2 separate regions of the Homo sapiens genome follow, and region 2 is linked to region 1. Evidence: chromatin loops called from intact Hi-C (ENCODE). Cell type or tissue: Caco-2. All regions are shown on one strand.

What was found. Peaks named below come from ENCODE experiments on the same cell type or tissue, not always from the same donor. Only the 100,000 strongest peaks of a DNase experiment are listed, where the experiment ranks them.
Region 2: it touches region 1 in a loop (4-fold over the local background); 21 of 110 quality-filtered maps call a loop at or near these places.

What each region holds. Positions count from the first base shown.
Region 1 is chr5:132,274,479-132,282,478 of GRCh38, reverse strand. LOC124901063 (a long non-coding RNA gene) reads left to right here and starts at 4,729. Exons shown (of 2, transcript XR_007058934.1): 1 at 4,729-4,772; 2 at 4,991-5,082. RefSeq lists an enhancer at 3,496-4,308 and a silencer at 4,969-5,263. In Caco-2, CTCF peaks have their summits at 3,913 and 4,116; a DNase peak (open chromatin) is centred at 4,318.
Region 2 is chr5:132,223,495-132,231,494 of GRCh38, reverse strand. P4HA2 (prolyl 4-hydroxylase subunit alpha 2) reads left to right here and starts at 3,642. Exons shown (of 15, transcript NM_001017974.2): 1 at 3,642-3,705. RefSeq lists silencers at 3,296-3,525, 3,666-3,925. In Caco-2, no CTCF peak of the experiment used is centred here; DNase peaks (open chromatin) are centred at 3,634 and 3,964; H3K4me3 peaks cover 1,900 bases.

The sequences.
Region 1 (8,000 bases):
GATAGCACAGGCAAGGCCAGAAATTTACCAATTGGCTTTATGCCCACCCCTGTGGAGGGAAACCCTATATAGTACTGTAAGCCAGGCTCGAGGCCCAGGGCATCTGCCCTAATAGGGCCAATGGGAAAAATGATTATGTTAGCAATAATTAAGTTACAAGGAATAGATATACCTATGAGGGTTTCTACTAAACGCCTGTGTTTATGCCCAAAGGCCATGGCTTCTGCTACCCATGGTAGCTAGTAATGTCTTCCTGGACTGGGCTGCAGCTGCAGCAACAGTCAACAACCAGCCCTGTTACTGGGTATAGGGATACCTCCCCCTGTCAAATGATAATGGCATGCCTTGGAATATTCTGCCTTTCTCCCAACAGAACTGGAATGATTGCTTCAACAGCATCAATAAGGCAATCCGGCTCACTGGGGACTGCCTCCACCTGGAGGCCAAATTGCCAACATGACAGAGACCAAACAACATACGTCCTCATAGGCACTACCTGTTATTTCTCTGATAAAGAGAATCATGTCACAGATGCTTTAAATCATTTGTCAACTCAGATCCATGATATAGTTCAATTAGGTTACTTTGACTCATTCTTAAATTAGGTACACAGCTTACCTACTTGCTGGAATTATGTTTTGCTAATAGGCATCATAATTATAGATAGCTTCTGCTTTTTATGCTCTTATGTATACCATGGAAGTGGCCTGTATCCACAAACTGTGGCTATACATTATAGACCTCTATAGCTCTTCCCCTCGTTTCCTGCTCAGGGACTCTCGAGCAAGGTTGGTGGAAAGAATATAAGAGCTGGGGAATGGGATGAATTGAAGTATGACAGGTTCCCCGGCCAGGTGACTCAAGGGTGTATGTCCGCTGCCTGAACTCTGAAGATCAGGTGATGACCCAAGGCCATGGTACCCAGCCAAGGAGCAAATGACCCTGAGGACCCAAACATCCCAGAGAATAGCTGAGAACCTACCAAGGGAAAGAGTCCCATCACACACACAGAAGAAGCAAAGAGCCAGAAAATTAGCTTAAAAGCAGCTTAGGGATGGGAGGTGGCACAGATCTCTAAAGCTGTCCCACTGCCATCCAGGAATGCCTTGTGTGTAAGTCCTCATAAACTCATTTGCTTACCAAGCTGGACTTGTCTGAGGCACTCTTTGGTCTCTTGGCTCCCTCTCAATTTGGGAGAAGGTATTTTTTTTAATACAATTTTGGGTTTTTCTTGTTACATTACCCTTATATTTCCGACATCCTTATCTCTTTCCACATCTTCCTTTCAGCCGTTTGGGAGGTTCTAAGACTGGAATTACGGTGCTAGATTAGTGAACATGACCTTTAATGAGTAGTCTTTCCCTTATTCTTTGGGATTTTGACTACCTTTTGTCAGATGAAAAATTGGTGAGTTTTGTGTAGCTGATTGGATGCAAATAATGCTGATTTCACATTTTAGCAAAGATGCTTGTTAAACATTTGGTACGAAATTGTGTTGTTTCTAAGTAATTAAAATCTATTTAGAAGCCAAAGAAGAAGAAGAGGAAGAGGAAAGAAGAAGAAGAGGAAGAGGAAGAAGAAGAAGAAGAAGAAGAAGAAGAAGAAGAAGAAGAAGAAGAAGAAGAAGAAGAAGAAGAAAAGAAGAAGAAGAAGAAGAGGAAGAAGAAGAAGAATGCAGCAGTAGGTTGTTTACAGATGTAAGAAATTTGGGTATGGGTCTCAGAAATGTCCATCTTTAAGGTTCAGAAGTAGGGAATATTTAGGTCTGGGCTGGAGATACCTATTTGGGAGTGGTCATAACTGCAGAGTTCCTGAGGCCCTTGTTGTGACAGCAGAGCCAGCCAGGGTTCCTGGTTGCAAGCATGCTCACAGAATTGATGGGAAAGCTGAGGTACTGCTGAGATAAGCAGAAATCAGCTGTTGGAGATGGCACCCGCCTGGGAAGTAGACAGACCAGAGTGGAGCCCTAACAGGGCAGCCTGCTTCAGACTGAGCCTGAAGGGGAGGAGTGGCTCCTTGACTGGGCCAGGTGGCCTCTGATCACTGTCCTCCCAGAACAAGTCCAGTGTGGCTGGAGTAAGAGCACAAAAGGAGGGTAGGGACAGTTTAGAAGGGATGTGGTTATTAGACAGCGCAAACAGCACAAACAACCCTAGACAATGAGCATCTGGGGAGGAATGGAGGAGCTAGGACAGGGCCTTGAGGAGTGGTGCCTCAGGGGCAGGCAAGAGAGTGGACAGGAACACTGGCTGGGAAGGCACAGGGTGACAGGACTGAGGAGAAAGAGACTTCTTCCACCCAGAAATCTCTTTCTGGGTGGTGAGACAGTCTCCAGCAATTGGAGAGAGAGCCCTGGGGGCTGGGAAGGGGCCAGTCCAGGCTGTCTCTCAGCAGGCTCCTGGAACCACGGAGGGTCAGTGAGTGGTGGGGATGACCCATTTAGCCGGGATCATGACCAGACGAGTGAGTCAAGCAGGCATGGTGGTAGGTTCATGCATATCAGAGTTGGTGATCAGGTGCTGTGGCACCAGCCTTGTCCACACTCAGATCCAAAGCTTCAGGGGTCACCTTTACTTTGTCCAGCTTCCACCATTCCATGCCCCATGCAAAAAGTTGGTAAGGTTGAGCCTGCACTCTGGGCTGTTCTGGGGACTTGCCAAGTGGAAACAGATCAGCACCCTTCAGAAATGGCTTGGTCAGAGTCACTAAACCATTGGTAGGCAGGCAACACTCTCCATGGAAGACTGGTATGCGCCGTTACTTTGGTTGCCCCTGCCATGGAGATTTGCTAGGGTGTGTGTGACCTTGGCAAGTTTTTTAACCTTTCTGAGCTCATCCATAAAATGGGGATAATAACCATACTTCCTTTCTGGTTGGTATGAGGATTAAAAACAATCATATCGTTCACTAAGGGCTTGGAGATGAAGGCCTGGGACACATTAGCTCCCATAATAGTTATTATCCAACTCCCTTCCCTTCTTCTGAGACTGTGGGTGTGCTCCAGCTTCCCATGAAAATTCAATTACAGACCAAGAACACCCTGGATGGCAGCTGAGTGTTCTTGCACTGCAGCCATTGTCAGTGAAGCTGGTGTGTGTGTGTGTGTGTGTGTGTGTGCGCGCGCGCGCGCGCGTGGGTGTCGGGGGTGGTGCATCAGCCTCTGAGCTTGGCTCACCGGGCCTGACAGACCCACTTAAGGGCTGGTTAATGCGGTTTCTGAGCCCACATGGCTGAGACCGACTCCAGACCCTGCAGGACCCAGTGAGGTCTCTAGCAGTCTCTCCTGGGATTTCTAGTCTCTGCATTCCAGCCACAAATGGATCTATGTCAGACACTAGCAAAGTTGAGGTTTGGTTTCTGTAGGGACCCAAATAGTTTCCCACTTGTGGTAGAGGGGACACAGGAGGACAGTGCTTGCTTATTAGAGAAACCTCTTCACTACCCTTAAACCTTTTTAGAGGTTCCACCTCCATTCAGAGGTGCTGTGGGAATGTTGTTAGAAAGACAGATTATTCTGTGAGAAAATGATAAACCAGGAAGTTACATGAAAAGCAAGTCAGGGGTCGGCCTGGGGTGCAAGACAAGAAGTTGGGTAAGAATGAGTTGTCCAGGATAGCACTGGAGTGCACGTAGCTGGACAGGGGCACCCAGAGGTGGAGGGGAGGTGGGGCACTCCCCAGGTGGGGCAGAGGGACTCAGGGCCCACAGCCCAGGCTTCTGGGCATCATGGTGTTGTGCAAGTCACAACACTGCTCCCACCCATCCAACTCAGCAGTTCAAGGGCTGTGAGCCCAGGGCCAAGCTAGCACACCCCCTAGAGGGGCTGAGTCCTTGGCCATGAAGGGAGGGCTGGCTTGAAGCTGCATCTGGGCTCCGCCTACCTTCACCCCTTTCTTTGGTTCTCTAGGAGGAAAGTATCAAATAACAAAGCTTGTCACTCAGAGAACCAGAAAGGACTCCATTTGTGTTTCAACCTCCTTGGAGGGTCAAGGAAGCCTGCAAGAGTCTTGAGGAGAGTTTGATGGGGCTGAACTTACAGATAAGCACAATGAGAGTTACAGAGGCACAAGTTGTCCACAGAGGCCAGCAGGGGCTGTGTACCTCATGTGGCCCTGTGAGCTGGGATTTGGAATTTAGACTCTGTCCTAAGAGCAGTGAGGAGCCATGGAAACTATAATAGGCAAGATTGACAGGGAATTGCACTTGAAAAACCTCCTTTAGCTGTTATGTAGAGAAAGGATTGAGGGAGGGGCCAGGCAGGAGACAGGGAGACAAGGCAGAGGCCCTTACACTGTTCAGCATGAGACAGTGGCGTCTGGACTGGGGAGAGTGGGCTAGTTTGGAATTAGTTAGGGATGAACGCAGTCATGCTTGCTAACTGGTTTTACTGCGTCTACCTTTGCCCCTTAGGGCCTATTCTCCATACAGCAGACAATGTGATCCTAGTTAAAACATAATTCCAGGTCATGCCGCTCCTCTGGCTTTTCATCTCAGAGTAAAAGTCAAAGTCCTTACCATGGCTGTAGGAGAACAGCCTGTTGCGTGGCAAGAATGATGCTTTTTTTTTTTTTTAACAGGGTCTCACTCTGTTGCCTAGGCTCGAGTGCAGTGGCAAGATCATAGCTCACTGCAGCCTCGAACTCCTGGGCTCAAGGGGTCCTCCCACCTCAGCCTTCTGAGTAGTTTGGACTATAGGTGCATGCCGCCACAGCTGGCTATTTTTTTTTTCATTTTTATTTTTTCTAGAGAGGGGGTCTCGCTATGTTGCCCAGGTTAGTCTCAAACTCCTGGCCTTGAAAGATCCTCCCGCCTTGGCCTCCCAAAGTGCTGGGATTACAGGTGTGGGCCACTGTTCCAGGCCACTTGATCCAAAACCACCGTAATGACCAATGTTTGACCCCTAGATGCCAAGATATTCATCAGCAAGATCTTTAAACAATGCCTGTAGAATAGAAAACTCTTCATAAAGATGCTTATTTAACCTCTCCAGTGGTCACGAGTCTTGGCAAGAAAGTCTGAAGACGGGACCAGCTGCACATGTTTTACCCTAAGAGCTTGCTATATAAAGGATACTTTCTGGAAGGCTGGTTGGTGTGAGGATTCAGTCTTGCAGCCACTCGAGACATCACTTCTGTTCGTAAGTCCCTCTTATATATTTCTCTCTGAGAAAATGGATTTGTCAACCTCTTTCTTTGGCTTCTCAGCTCTCTCGGCCTTTGGGTTTGCATAGTCCTGCTATCCATGGAACAATGGCTCACAAGGGCCAACACAGCCTTGTCTCCCTCACATCTCTCTGACGACCTCATCTACTACTTCCAGCCACCTCACTTATACTACTTCAGTCACTGCTTGCCTAGGGCCTTAGGATTTCCTGTGCCCTCTGCCTGGAATGTAATCCCCCCAGATACCTGCACAGATGATATCTTACCACCTCAGTTCTCTGCCCAAATGTTACCTTATCTGTGAGGCCTTTCCAGATTCCATATATGAAGAGAATCCCTTATGCTCTACTGTAATGCCTTCTTTATTTCCTTGATAGCACTGCTTATAGCCTGTAGTTATTTTACATGTTCGTTCAAAATGTTTTCCTAGGGTGCAACACAATGCCTGGCATATAGAAGGTTCTTAATAGGTATTTTTGTTTTTTGAGACAGAGTCTTGCTCTGTCACCCACGCTGGAGTGCAGTGGCGTGATCTTGGCTCACTGCAACCTCCACGTCCTGGGTTCAAGCAAGTCTCCTGCCTCAGCCTCCTGAGCAGCTGGGACTACAGGTGATTGCCACCACACCGGGATAATTTTTGTATTTTTAGCAGAGACGGGGTTTTGCCATGTTGGCCAGACTGGTCTTGAACTCCTGGCCTCAAGTGATCCCCCCCACCTTGGCCTCCCAAAGTGCTGGGATTACAGGCGTGAGCCACTGTGCATGACCTTTTAATAAATATTTAGTTGACTGAGTGAGTTGAGGTTGAGGATGCAGGAGGGAGCAGGTGCCCTCCAGGACAGCAGTCCCCAACCTTTTCGGCACCAGGGACTGGTTTTGTGAAAGACAACTTTTCCATGGATGGAGGGCAGGGATGGTTTCAGGATGATTCAAACACATTACACTTATTGTGCACTTTATTCCTATTATTATTACATTGTAATATATAATGAAATAATTACATGACTCACCATAATGTATGGTGAAGGAAGCCCTGAGCTTGTTTTCCTGCAACTAGATGGTCCCATCTGGGGGTGATGGGAGACAGTGACAGATCATCAGACGTTAGATTCTCATAAGGAATGTACAGCCTAGATCACTTGCTTGCACAGCTCACAATAGGGTTCATACTCCTGGAATCCTAGAATCCTAGAATCCCTACTCCTAGAATCCTAGAATTAGAGAATCTAATGCCACTGTTGATCTGACAGGAGATGGAGCTCAGGTGGTAATGCAAGCAATAGTGAGCGGCTGTAAATACAGATGAAGCTTCACTCGCTTGCAAGCCACTCACCTCCTGCTGTGCAACCCAATTTCTAGCAGGCCATGGTCTATGGCCTGGGGATTGAAGACCCCTGCTCCAAGACTTACCTCCCACTGAGAACTCAGGCAGGATGCTTGGAGGTGAGGTGAAAGGTAGTGGGAGGAAGGGAAGCCCAGTGTATGTGTGAGTGGGTGTGTGTGCTTGTGTGCCTGAGTGAGGGTGGGTGCTTCTCCAGGACCCCTGTACCTCCCAGTTCCTGGCCTGGGTGGAGGCTGGGCAGGACAGAGGTAAATCTGAGCCAGGGTCTGACCAAGGAGATAACAGGTTGTGCCAGAGGCACCAGGCAAAACTGGAAGGGATGGGATGGAGGGCATGTGGATGGAAACTATTAACTCTCCCTGGGGATGGCAGGGCCGAGGCTTTGCTCTAGGGGAGGGGGCAGTAGAGTTGGGCCTTGAAGAGTGAGTAGGAGTTTGCTGAGCCATGACAAAAGAAGAAAGGCATTTTGAGCTTCAGAGGTCTGAGGGCTATGAAAAGGTGGACTAGCTCAGAGGATGCTGGACTGGACTGTCTGCTGTAGCAGAGGAGGTGAGACAAAGTAGTCAGCAGCCCGAGGTCAGAGAGGCTTTAAATGCTAGTGGGAGGACCAGGGACTCCATCCTGAGGGCCCCGAGGTCAGAGAGGCTTTAAAACGCTAGGCAGAGGACCAGGAACTCCATCCTGAGGGCCCTGAGGTCAGGGAGACTTTAAATGTTAGGAGGAGGACCAGGGACTCCATCCTGAGGGCCCTGGAAGAGTTGAAGCAAAGGAATGAGAGATTCCTTCAGCTGCCCTGAAATGGGTCTAAAAATGCTTGGGAGGCAAAATCCTAGACACAGTGCTGGGTAGGATGTTATGGCTGGCATGAGGGTGTAGAGGATGATATCCATGTCTTTGGTCTGAAAGCCCCTGAGGTAAGGAACTGGGCCCTGGGGTTCGAGGGATGTAGCAGGTTTGGGGACAACAGTGAAAGTTGGTTCTAGCCAGGTAGGCTGGAGCCTGGAGCACTGTGAATTGGGGATCCTGGATCTGGTTCCCCCTCCTGGAGAGAGACTCTGATGTCCCCTGTCTCAGTACTGGCACCCTGGGCCATACAAACCTTGTCCTATGAGGACCCTGTCCCAAGCTTTTCATGGTCTACTACACTCAGGGCCCCTGGGCAGACGAGGTGGGCTGGGGGACTGGGTAGAGGCTGGGCCTTGAAGCTGGGGAAAGGACAAATCAGGCTGTCAGCTCTGAATGCCACTCCCCTTAGCTGCCCTCCAAGCCACCCCCAACCAGGATGCCCAGGCAGGGGCTGCTGTAGTTGCTGCAACCCTGAAGGGGTGGAGCTGTTGATCTCGGGGTAGCCTATGGTGGCAGGGAGCCTCTTGGGTGGTAGTTTCTGTTGGGGGAAGGGGTTATTGCATGTCATGGGATTAAGGTGAGTACCAGCGGCTAGTGGATCTGTGGTGGCCAGTGGGAGAGTCGAGTTTCTGCGGGTGAGTGGGAGTGAG
Region 2 (8,000 bases), 51 kb after region 1:
GGCACCTAGTTCGTGGTAATTTGTTGTGGCAACCCCAGGAAATGAATAGATCAGGAGCCCAGATGGAGTCTGAGGGCCTTATGTTAAGGGCTGAGTGGTGAAAGTGAGGCTACAAAGGCAGAGGTCAGAAATGGTATCTTCTGGGTGGAGGCAGGTAGAGGAAAAGGAATATAAAAACAAATGAATGGCCACTTCCTGCAAGGCAGGAAGACCAAGGAGACATGATCCTCAGAAGTCCTGCCCCTTCTCAAGGCTGCAGATTTTTTAGGAGGATATCTGACCAATGCTGTGGTCCTGAGCTGCCAGGACTCCAAGACCCTGCGGAGGTCTTACTCATGCCTTTGGAGACTAAATCTTACAGTGTGGAGCAAGGTATTGAGGAGATATCCGTCCATTCAAGGAGTTAGCAAATATTGAGCCCAGTTCGGTGGTGGGAAAATGGCAATGGACAAATGCATGCATGGTTTATGTACTCCCAGACCTCCCAGGCCAGTCGGGGAAGACGTTACCCAAGCGATCATTCAATTCTATCAACGGTGGCAAGTGTTACGAAGCACACGGGGACATGAGAAGCTGTTATGGGAGGTTTTGTGTGTGTGGTTTTTTTTTTTTTTTTTTTGAGACAGTCTTGCTCTTGTCACCCAGGCTGGAGTGCAATGGCACGATCTTGGCTTACGGCAACCTCTGCCTCCTGGGTTCAAGTGATTCTCCCACCTCAGCCTCCCTAGTAGCTGGGATTACAGACACCGCCATCATGCGTGGCTCACTGCAAGCTCTGCCTCCCGGGTTCATGCGATTCTCCTGCCTCAGCCTCCTGAATAGCTGGGACTACAGGCATGCGCCATCACACCCGGCTAATTTTTTGTATTTTTAGTAGAGACGGGGTTTCATCATGTTAGCCAGGATGGTCTTGATCTCCTGAACTCGTGATCCACCCGCCTCGGCCTCCCAAAATGCTGGGATTACAGGCGTGAGCCACCGTGCCTGGCCATGCCCAGCTAATTTTTGTATTGTTGTAGAGACGGGGTTTCACCATGTCGGCCATGCTGGTCTCGAACTCCTGACCTCAGGTGATCCGTCCGCCTCAGCCTTCCAAAGTGCTGGGATTACAGGCATGAGCCACCGTGCCTGGTCTGTTATGGGAGGTTTTGACCTACTCAGGGAAGTAAGGAAAATCTCTCTGCCTCTGAGGGAATCTGAAGGATTCTGAAGGTTTTAATCAGGGAGGGAAAAATTTTTTCTAGACAGAAGGAACAGCATGTATAAAGGTCTGGGGTGGGGAGGGGGAATGGCCAGTTAGAGAGACTGGAGGAAGTTCGATGTGGTTACAGAAGTGAGCAGAGGCCAAACCATGTGGAACCTTATAAACCACTTTTTGATGTTTCTCAAGATCAGGGCAATTTCCCAGCTGCAAGTAATGGGCTCAGATCTGCATTTTGAGATCATCATGGTTGTAGTGAAGGAGAGATGAGAGGGAACAAAAATGGAGGAGCAGCCAGTCAGGAAAGTGTTGCCATCACTCATGTGAAAAAGATGGAGAGAAGTGGGTGGATTAGAGGGAGATTTAGGGGTAAAATTGAACAGACTTGGGATATAGGTAAATAGGGTCTGGGGATGAGGGAGAGGGAGCTGCCAAGTATGACTCCCAGGCTTCTGGTTAGGTAACTGATGGGAAGTATCTCCTTCAGTACAGCAGTGAAGACAGGATGTGTGGAGGGGGAAGATGTAGGGGGAGAACAATAACTCTGTGTTGGACATGTTGCCATTGAGGTGCCTGTGGACACTCAAGTGGGGATGTACACTGAACAGTGAGTTACATGAATCTGGGGTTCAGCAGTAAGGATAAGGGTAAAGAGAGAAATTTGTGTCACCTGCGTGTAAAGAGAAGCGTGAAGTGGAAAGCCTAGACCTGAGTTTTGAGGAACCCCCAACCTTTACTAATAGGGAGAGGATGCTGAAGAAGCTTGAGCAGAGGTGGCCAGAAAGGATGAGGGGAAACCAAGGGAAATCAGTGTTCCAGAGGGGCTGTGGTCATCGCTGGGTGTCAGACACTGCTCAGGGCCCTGGCAGATGAGGTCTGAAGAACAGCCGTTGAAATTGGAGATTGGAGGCTACAGTTTATTGAGACCTGGTTTGGTGCTGTTAGGGAGCTAGAAGGCTGACTGCAGGGCCTGAAGAGTGGGAGAGACAGCTCCTTTAGGGCCTGAAGAGTGGGAGAGATGTGAGGATGGGGAGACAGCTCTTTCAAGAAATTCCGCTGCGGTTGAGAACAGAGACACTCAGTGGGGTCGAATGAGGGTTTTGTTCCCATAGTAGAGGCTTGAACACATTTACAGGCCAATGGGAAAGATCCAGTTGAGAGCGGGTAGTTGAGCCTTCAGGAGAGAAAAGGGATGTTCCATGGGGCAAACTCCTGAGAAGGGGGAGGAGATGGAAGGAAGCTTCTGTGGATGTAGCAGATGCAGGAGGGTTTGTGTAGTTTTAGCCGGGCTCGAGCCGGTGGCTGACGCAGGCAGGAACAATGGCTCACCCATGTTTTATGTGTATTTCCGTGTGCGTGCTCCTGCTTTCCCCAGGTCTGGGCCGCCTGCCTGGCCCGTGTGCCGTAGGGAATATCCACACTGGGCCTGGGCGGAGGCTGGGCATCTCCCGCTCTGGGCTTGCTCCCTGATGAGATTCTCAGACCGTGCTTCCCCTCATTCATGAGAGGAAGGTTCACAGAGCAGGCGTGGGAACCTGCCTGGCCGCCAGGGCCTCCTCCCGCTCAGGCTGAGGTTTGCTGCATCTCTGTCCTTATTCCCTTCCAGACTGGATTGGCTGAACCAGGTGTCCACTCTTTTTGGCCCATGGCATAAAGAAGGGTTTGGGCAACCCAGTGTGCCCCAGGTTGTTACCGCCCCCCCGCCTCCGCCCCCACCCAGCCTTTGATGGGCCCCCTTCTCATCAATCCATCACCCCTGCACATGCCACCAGGACTGCCTGGACCAGAGCCCGGGACTCTCTGAAACCCACTGAGAGCTCGGCCCTGGGAATGGGCCTCCCAATCTCGGTCTCCAGGGGGTGGGCCCCAGGTCCCTAGTCTTCCTCAGGGTCTTCTCCACTGTTCTGCCTCCTCTCCTGATACCCAGTTCCTAGCCGGGGTGACCCCAGCCTCCCGTAACAGCCTCCTTGTGGTGGTGCTGGGAAGAAGGGGCCCGTGTACCCGGCAGGGCCCCCCAGGCAATGGGCATGAGCGCAGGCAGGGAAATCCGTCAGCCTCCAGGGACGCTCTCCCTACAGCCCCGGCGAGGGGATCGGGTCGTGGCGACCTCTCCAGACGCCCAGGGGCTGGGCAGGAGGGCGGGCCAAGGCCCGCAGGTGGGGGCGCCAAAGCCAGGCGGGCGCGGAGTACGTGCGGTGGGCTGCGGGCGGCATGAAGGGCGCGGGCGGCCAGCTCCGGCTCCGGCTCCGGCTCCGGCTCCCGCGAGGCCGGGTAGCCTGGGCGTTCCCAGGGGTCGCAGAGGACGGCGAACCCCGGCGGAGCCACCGGAGCTGGGGACCAGGACGCAGGCAGGCGTGTGGAGCGTGAGGTGGGGACGTGGCGGCGGCTCAAGTGGGCGGAGCCCCGGCAGCGGCCCGAGGCGGAGTCGCCAAGGGAGGAGGCGCCGAGCTGACCGGGCGACGCCGCGGGAGGTTCTGGAAACGCCGGGAGCTGCGAGTGTCCAGGTGAGCGCCCCGCCCGCTCAGCCGCCAGATCAACCTTAGCGCTGGGGCGCGGGCTGGGGTCGCCAGGCGGTGCGTTCTGCCCGCGCGGGGCTGAGAGTTAGGGGCCGGGGCCGGATCCGGGGCCGGGGGTCGCGCCGCTAGCCGCCAGCAGCGCAGTCCGGGCCGCCACCCTGCACCCTCCGCCCTGTTTCTGCACCCGTCTGGGTTCTTGTGCCGCCGCCCGCAAGCCTTCCCGAGCTCAGGGTGGTGAGGTCAGCGGCGCCCTTCGTGCAGTTCCCTCGGCTGTCGGGCGGGGCTGGGAACTTGGCCGCTCTTCCCTGTCAGGCTCCCGGGAAGTGGCGGCCTGACCCCGGGCTGCCGGCTGTTGGGAGCGGGGGCGCGGCGTCCGCCTGGCCCTGAGGGGCCTCTTCATATTGGCTAAGCCCGTTCTGCACCCTCCCAAGGGCTGGGAGTCCTAGGTCTTGTCCGGGCAGGGTCCAGCTTGGAGCCCATTAGATGGGCCATTGGATCAGAAAGTCTTTTCTCCCCCAGACATCCTTGTGGAACCAGCGTTGTTTTTCCTTGGCAGCTGCGGAGACCCGTGATAATTCGTTAACTAATTCAACAAACGGGACCCTTCTGTGTGCCAGAAACCGCAAGCAGTTGCTAACCCAGTGGGACAGGCGGATTGGAAGAGCGGGAAGGTCCTGGCCCAGAGCAGTGTGGTGAGCGCTGTGCTGGAAGGGAATGCGGGCAGTGGGTACTTGGTAGAGCACTGACTGCCTCCGGCCAGAGGACTTCCCGGAGGAGGTGACCCATGAGCTGGAGTGGTCAGAGGAAGGCTGGCAAAAGGGCATCGTGGACAGAGGAACAGCCTATGTGAGTGGGAGCAGAGACCTTGGCCAATGCCATTCCTTATGGCCTTGTAGTGGAAGCAAGGTGATGGGGAAGGAACACTGTAGGGGATAGCTGTCCACGGACGCTGTCTACAAGACCCTGGAGTGAGATAACGTGCCTGGTACTGTGCCCTGCATGTGTAAGATGCCCAGTTGACCTTCGCAGCAGGAGCCTGGATCAGGGCACTTCCTGCCTCAGGTATTGCTGGACAGCCCAGGTGGGTCCCTGGCCTTTGTATTCTATTTGACTTTAAGATGGTGCAGGAGAATACAAAAAACTATCCGGGCATGGTGGCGCGCGCCTGTAGTCCCAGCTACTCGGGAGGCTAAGGCAGGAGAATCGCTTGAACCTGGGAGGCAGAGGTTGCAGTGAGCCAAGATCGTGCCACTGCACTCCAGCCTGGGAGACAGAGCGAGACTCCATCTTAAAAAAAAAATAAAAAAGAGAGATGGTGCAGGAGAGCATTGGGATCCCTCCCAAGACTGTGACTGTTGTCTTTTGCTGTAGAGTGACACCCGAGATTTGTGCTTCTTGATAATAGACTACCTGGGGCCTCACAGCCCCAGCCCTCTTGTAGGAAATCCTGTCCTAGGAGCAAGGGCTGGAGTCCGTTACGTTGTAGCTTGGGGCATTCTTAAATGTCCCAGACTTTGTGGAGATCCATTGTCCACCTAAGAATTTATAGGATGTTTTTGGGGTCTGCTGCTTGTTCTCAGCCTGTGTCTCATCTGACATTAGGTTCCATAATTTAGTCTCTGTTAAATGAACTAGGATTTCCTTTGGCTTGTACTTAAACTGCCCCTGAGGTGTCCAAGGTGCAGCCTCTCACTGTGGTTCTGGGCCTCAGCGCCCAGTCTCTCTGGTTGCTTCTCCCCACTCACAGAATGTTTGGTCTTTGAATTCTTTTCTTTTAGGGCCTCCTTGTTCTTACACAGCCGAGTGTCCACTGTGTGGCCCAGCCAATGAAGCCACGTAGCAAGGATGGAGTGAGTTGGCTGGGGGCCTCATCCCAAAGATGCTGTCATACTGGATCACCCTAGTTCTCTGAGAGCTCAGCAGGCAGACTTGGTGACAGCTTAGCTGAGGCATTGTCTGTGGCATGTGATAGGCCCTTGTATCCTGTCGAAAGCTCTGCATTGGGGTACTCTAGACAGTGCTTACTTAGTCACCGGTTTAGACTGGCCCCAGCTGATCTCAGTTCATCCCTTGAGTGCCTTCTGCCTGTTTGGCTTCTGACTGGAGCGTGCCTGGGGCTAGAATGAGGGACGAGAGAGAGGAGGTGGCCGAGGCACTATTCTTGCCTGTGGGTAGCTCGTACTCTGAGATTGCTGCTTCATATTGGCAGCTGGCCATGTGCCAGGGGAGGAGCCCGGCTGTGAGTGCTCATCAAAGGAAGAGACTACGTGGGTGCAGCTCTGAGGAATGAGTCGGTTGAGGGAATCTAGGGTCTCCTCATTTCCTAAGAAGGCCTCCCTTTTTCACTCTGCCCTCCCACATCCTTGGGAGGGTCTGAGACTGGAAGCAAGGCCTTGGCTGATGTGTGGCCACGCTGGCTGATAGTGTGCAGAGGGCTAGGAGGTGTGTCCCTGGCTCCTGGGGTCTGTCAAGAGTTTACTATTATGCAGATGGAAGTTGGCAGGAAAAGCTGTGATGCAAGTACATGCAAGCCCAGCAGAGTGCTGGAGTGAGAGTTAAACTTCGGGAAAGTTGCTCACATCTAGCAATTTGGACATTTGAAGTTCCTTAGGGTAAGACATCAGCCTGTCCTAGAGCAAAGAGGGCTGGAAGGTCCTGTGGTCTGTGGGCTTTGTGTTACGGACATGGAATGAGAGATAGAAAGACAGTTTTTTTTTTTTTTTTTTTTCCTCAGAGCAGAGGAGAATGAAAAGTCTGGATGATTTACTGGAGCCCTAGAAGAGAGTTCTTGTTCAGCTGGTGTCATTGCAGGGCAGAGGATTAAGTGTTTGGGTAGAGTGCTCTCCAGCTCAGATGGAATCTATCTGAGCCTGGTAACAGGCCAGCATCTGCTCTGGACCTTTCAGGAAGTGCTTGCTTAGAGTGTGGCCTGTTTTGTACCTGGCACTCTGAGGGCCAGGGTGTAGTGGAGATCCTCAGGCCTGGGTACTTGTAGGAGCCTGGAATGAGCAGGTCAGAGGCATATAAGTACATGAGTTCCTAGAGTATTGGTCCAATCCCCCGCCTTTTGCTAGAGAACATTGCTTGATGAGCTTTAGAGCCAGTGATTGACCAGTTCCAGGGTTATCCCCTGATGATCAATGTACTACATTATACCTGATTCCAGTCTCTCCTGAATTAAATGTTTCATTTCTTGTGGTGCTCCTGGAACATGGAGATCGCCCAATTTCTGCCTTGTTTGCATCTTCACTGTTCCCTAGTCTGGACCTTCTTTCTCACCCAGGAATCAGCTGACTTGGGCTGGGCAGCTGGCTGCCTCAGGTCCACTGATGTTTCTCTGGTGCCCTTGGTACTAATGATTGACATAAATTATGCCTAGTGCAGGGCTACCTGCCAACATCTGTCATCACATTCAGTCCTCCAACAGCCCTATGAGATATAGGTCCTAGTATTGTCTCTATTATATACATGGGGAAACTGAGGAATCCTATAACTTGTCCAAGGTCACAAAGCCGGGAAGTGGTATAGAATTGGGGTTTAACTCTTAGTATGTCTGACCCTAGGGCAGGTGTGCCTGTCCATTTGACTGTACTGCCTTGCCCTGAGCTGGACTGGCTGGTTATTTGTGAGTGCTGTCATGTCTAAGGTAGGAGTGACTGCCCATCTGAACTTAAGGGACCATGTTGCTGTTTTCTGGGTCCATGTTGCGTTCCTCCCTCTGGTGAGATCCAGCCAGGCGTGTCATGGACCTGCTTTATGAACCTTTGGTGTAACCCATGATAAAGTCCTTAACCTGGGCAGGCATGTTCTTCCTGGGCAAAGTGTGGCTTCCCTGTTTGGGAGTCCATTGCACTTTAAGGTAACAGATTATTGAGTAGGACTGGATAGCTGCAATATCTAGCAGAGTGTGTTTTGGGTTTGACTCTTGGTTCTGTCATTGATTTGCTGTCAGATGTCAGATATGTAGGAAACCTTCTCTCAGCCTCAGCTGTTTGTCATTTGTATCTATCTTATATCTGAAATGGAGGTAGTTATCTAGCTTAGAAGGTTTGGGTGAGAATTAGATAGTAGAAATGAAAGATTTTTGGAAACAAATAGTGCTTATCTCAGACTATGTTCCCAGGAAACAGCCTGAGACAGAGCTTAAGTACTTAATGCTTTATTGGAAGGTGTAATTGCAGGGCAGCCAGGGTGAGGGAAAACAAAAGTGAGGTGCAGGCCTGTGCGATGGCTCATGCCTATAATCCCAGCACTTTGGGAGGTCGAGATGGATGGATTGCCTG